Linked DNA regions of Homo sapiens: region 1 is linked to region 2. Evidence: read pairs that join two places in POLR2A ChIA-PET (ENCODE). Cell type or tissue: MCF 10A. All regions are shown on one strand.

What was found. Peaks named below come from ENCODE experiments on the same cell type or tissue, not always from the same donor. Only the 100,000 strongest peaks of a DNase experiment are listed, where the experiment ranks them.
Region 1: POLR2A ChIA-PET joins it to region 2 with 6 read pairs; 4 of 35 experiments call an interaction of 5 or more read pairs at or near these places.

What each region holds. Positions count from the first base shown.
Region 1 is chr18:23,635,189-23,637,688 of GRCh38, reverse strand. The region is part of intron 4 of ANKRD29 (ankyrin repeat domain 29); the gene reads left to right. Among named protein-coding and RNA genes, the nearest start is that of ANKRD29, 26 kb to the left of the region's middle. In MCF 10A, no CTCF peak of the experiment used is centred here; DNase peaks (open chromatin) are centred at 1,048, 1,978 and 2,238.
Region 2 is chr18:23,745,905-23,748,404 of GRCh38, reverse strand. It overlaps LAMA3 (laminin subunit alpha 3), which reads right to left. Exons shown (of 75, transcript NM_198129.4): 3 at 345-462. Among named protein-coding and RNA genes, the nearest start is that of LAMA3, 58 kb to the right of the region's middle. In MCF 10A, no CTCF peak of the experiment used is centred here; no DNase peak of the experiment used is centred here.

The DNA.
Region 1 (2,500 bases), 110 kb after region 2:
AGGTGGCTCACACCTGTAATCCTAGCACTTTGGGAAGCTGAGGCAGGAGGATAGTTTGAGCTCAGGAGTTCAAGACCAGCCTGGGCAACAAAGCGAGACCTCATCTCTATTAAAAAAAAAAGGATTCGCTGGGCATGGTGGCACATGCCTGTAGTCCCAGCTATTTGGGAGGCTGAGGCGGGCAGATCACTTGAGCCCGAGAGGTCAAGGCGGCAATGAGCCGTGATCATGCCACTGCACTCCAGCCTGGGTCACAAAGGAAGACTCTGTCTCAAAAAAATAAATCAAATAATAAAATTCTAACCATTAAGTAGATGTGAATTTCATATAAGGTTTTGTCTTTTCTGAAACCTGCTATTGTACTACGTATATGCCTTCAAACTTACTGAGTATAACATACAGTAATACTATATATTTTTTTACATTATTAGTTTATTTTCTATTATAAAAGTGATAACTAAAAATAGAAAGTAAAGTCCTATGAACCTAAATCTCAACTCTTTGAACGAAGGTCAAAATGATCGTGAGTGACCATATGGCTGCTTCAGTCTTCTTGGTTAACGAGTGAATACTGGCTTAAAGCCTTTGTACATGAGCCAGTTTGTACTATCTCAGAAATCCATGGAACATGGAACTCAGGATGAGCAATTCCACAGGTTTCCATTAGGTCAGCTGCAGGTATCCAAGAGCTTTCCATGGGAAGAAGAGAGGGCTGAGAGGCTTTCAGTTTTAAATGATTCTGTCATCAAAACTTTGCTTCAACAATTGTTCTCACTGCTACTAAATCTATATGCCCCAAAACTGTGTTTTATAAAATAAAAGAGGCTGGGCATGGTGGCCCACACCTAGCACTTTGGGAGGCTGAGGCAGGCAGATCGCTTGAGCCCAGGAGTTCAAGACCAGCCTGGGCAATATGGCGAAACCCCGTCTTTATCAAAAATACAAAAATTAGCCAGGCATGGTTGCATGTGCCTGTAGTCTCAGCTACTTGGAAGGCTGAGATGAGAGGATCGCTTGAGCCTGGGAGGTCAAGGCTGCAGTGAGTCATGATTGCGCCACTGCACTCCAGCCTGGGTGAGAGTGAAACCCTGTCTAAAAAAAATTTTTTTAATTAAATCAAAGAGGCCAGGTGGGATGGCTCACACCTGTAATTCCAGCACTTTGGGAGGCCAAGGTGAAAGGATTGCTTGAGACCAGGAGTTGGAGACCAGCCTGGGCAATGTAGCAAGACCCTATCTCTATAAAACATTTTTTAAAAAATTAGTCAGGTATTGTGATGCCAGCTACTCAGGAGGCTAGGGTGGGAGGATTGCTTGAGCCCAGGAGTTCTAGACCGGCTTGGGCCACATAGCAAGACCCCATCTATAAAAAAGTAAAAAATATTTTAAAAGCTGGCACAGTAACATACACCTGTAGTCCCAGCTACTCAAGAGGCTAGGGCAGGAAGATCGCTTGAGCCCAAAGTTCAAGGCTGCAGTGAGCCATGATTGCACAACTGCAGCCAGCCTGGGCGACAGAGCAGGACCCTGACATACATACATACATACATACAAAAATAACAGCAGTTCCTCCATAAGAATCTTCATATTTTATCTTTTCTGTTACTTTATTAGGCAGGAAAATTTATTACTTTATTAGCTAGGAAAATTGACAGGATAAAGCTTAGAAATGGTGCTTATTCCTGCTGTTACGCAATTCTGTGATGCCTCCTCACCACTGCCGTCTACCACCAGCTTCAGCCTTCAGCCTCCCTCCTCTCCATTCCCCACACTTCAAAGCCCATCTCAAGCACCCTCCCCCACCACAGAGCCTGCCTCTGGGGAAGCACTACCCAGCCACACGCAGCCCCATAGGATGTTACCTGCCTACGAATTCGAGACCTCTTATAGCAGTGTTTCTCCACATGAGGCCCACCTGCCACCTGCCTACACAATCAACCCACATGACTGGTCAAAAGGCATATTTCTGGATCTCACCCCAGACCTACTGAAGGCAGGGCTGAGGGTGGGGATCTATGAGTAGGCATTTTGAATAAACACCTTATGCCCAAATTTAGAAACTACAGTATCTTATATTTATGATTCATGTTTTAGAACCAGGTTATGTGTTTTTGAATTACTTACAATTAGCTCAGATGTCCAGTTCAGAGAGCCAAACAACTCAACAACGCTAGATGGGAAAAAAGAATGCCTTAGCTGTAGCACCTGAGGAAAACAATTAAGGATTTTAGTTGACCACAAACTCAATGAGTCAGCAGTGTGATGTGGTTGGTAGAAAAGCTCTAATTTAGGCTGCAGAGATAAAAGTAGAGTAGATGGAACACAGGAATATCCCATTCCACATCAGAGCATGTGTGCTTTACAGTGCCCTGCTTAGTTGGGTTTTTTTTTTTTTTTTTACTTTTTTTATTTGTTTGTTTTGACACAGTGTCTCGCTCTGTCACCCATGCTGGGGTGCAGTGGTGTGATCTTGGCTCACTGCAGCCTCCACTTCCTGGGCT
Region 2 (2,500 bases):
CTGTTGCCCAGGCTGGAGTGCAGTGGTACAATCTTGGCTCACTGCAACATCTGCTTCCTGGGTTCAAGTGATAATCCGACCTCAGCCTCCCGAGTAGCTGGGATAACAGGCATGTGCCTGGCTAATTTTTGTATTTTTAGTAGAGACAGGGTTTCACCATGTTGGCCAGGCTGGTCTCAAACTCCTGACCTCAGGTAATCCACCCGCCTTGGCCTTCCAAAATGCTGGGATTATAGGGGTGAGCCACCACACCCAGCCAAGATTAATTTTCTAATTAAATCCATAGTCTTTATCTGTTCCAAGTAATTAAAGCCATGCATAACATGGTAGGCAAGATTACTTACGAGCAAAATATTGCCATGGTGAGTAGGTGCTTCCAAAGTCTACAGATCTTTCCAAGACCCAAAGATCAGGGCGAGGAGAATTTGCAAATTTGATTAAAATATAGGCCACATGGAAGAGCTGATAAAACAAAAGAGATACAGTTATTAATGTCATCTCATCGATTCACAGCTTCTACCATCTCTATGTGATGCTGATTCCCAAGGCAACACGTCCCACCACAATCCCTTGCTCAAGATCCCGATCCTGATTCCTGTCTATTGGACATCTCTACCCAGCTGCAGCCTCTCAAGCTGATCAAATTCAAAACAAAAATCATTATCTTTCTTTCTCCACCAAATATACACATTGATCATCATCTTTGTCACACCTTAACCAATATGCCATTCCATTGCAACCAGTCTACAGTGTATCTTAAAGTCTATGCATTCAGAAAAGTCTGATGGCAAGCAGTAGTCATTACGTGCTAAACCCTCCCAGGGCCAAGAACCAGGAGAACAGCCCAGAGTGTTTCCCAGCAGTGTCCTAACCCTGGTTCCAGGTTTTGGAGAGATCACAGCTGCCAGAACTGAAACCCAAGCAGCCATTTGATGGAGTGGTAGCACTCCTTCCCTGTGGATCTCCTCCGGCCTCATCTTTTCCTGATTGTTCTCCCTCTTATTGGCTTTCTCATTCGCCCTCATCACTCTTTTGCCCATGGCCAGGATGATGCAAAAGTATGGAAGAGATGAAGTGGGGCTTCGGTCCTTCTTTCTTCACCTCCCACTCTTCAACTCCATGGTGCCTCATGTGTGAATCCCAGGAGCCTTTGCAGTTTATTCCCATTCCTTCCCCCAAAACTTATCTGGCTTGAATTTTGAACCCTGAGGTCCTATTTCCCAAAGAGCCTGGTACGACATTGAACACGGTGTTAAGCAAATCTATGTTAATGTGTTAATGAGTGAGGATTATCCCCACCCCCTTCCAGGCTCCCTGACCCCCAGGCAACAGATTTCCCGGTGACTGTCTGAGGAGCACTCGCCTCTAGCCCAAGAATGCCCTTTGAACCACAGGCTCCTCTAGTTGGGGAGTAGGGAGTGCTCAGACCCTGTGGGTTCCTTTTCTTTCCCAGAAAAAAAAAATGAGTTTCATCTTAATATTTTTCACAAACAGTAGTATGGTAAGTTGTTTTTTTTTTTTAAGTCTGAGAACTGCCAGCTAATGTAAACATTCCAAACCCCAAAGCAGAAGCCAAAAAATCTAGGACAATGAGACTCAAACTTTTTGGTCTCAGGACCCCCTTTATATTTTTAAAAATTATTGAAGACCTAAAAAAACTTTTGTTTGTATGAGTTCTATCTATTGATGTGCACCATATTAAAAATTAAAGTTAAAAAACTTTTAGATATACTATTAATTCATTTAATATAACAAACATTTTACATGTTAGCATAAATATATTTTATTAAAAATTACTATATTTTCTAAAACATGAAATTTTTGGTGAGAGCAGTGGCATTGCTTTACATTTTTGTTAAGCTCGCTGAGTTTGGGGCTTAATAGGAGAAAGCTGGATTCCCACACCTGCTTCTTCATTCACTCTGATGTGATATGTTGTTTGGCTGAAGTATTTGAAGATCTGGCCTCACATAGATCTGTAATGGAGGAAGGAGGACCCCTGGCCTTGTAGACCTCCCAAAAGGTCTTGGGGACCCTCACAGGTTCTCATCCATACTTTGAGAACCACTCCTCTCAGGCACAGAGATTTACCCTTTGCTCAAAGAAGCCCCTTTGCTTATCTCTGAGGAAGGAAGAATTGTCACACTGATTACTGGAAACCCTAAGCTCAGCCAGTTCTGTCCCTATCAAACACTTGCTCTTTGATCTTGAAAAAAGTGCTTATTTGGGCTCAGATTAACACTCCCGAGTTGTCTACCAACACGTGGAAAAAGTGATCCAACCTCATAAAAACTAATTAGGAATTATAATGTACTCTGAAAATCATAAAGCAATACTCTAAACGTAGGTGTAACAATTTCCAAAGACACATCCCATTATTATGTAGTGAAGGAATTCATAGGAAATCCAAGAATTCATGTTTGGAAAATCAGAGCTAATATATTTCGCTAAAAACTCTTTGCACATCTCTCTCAGACCACATCAAAATAAGGCCACTGTT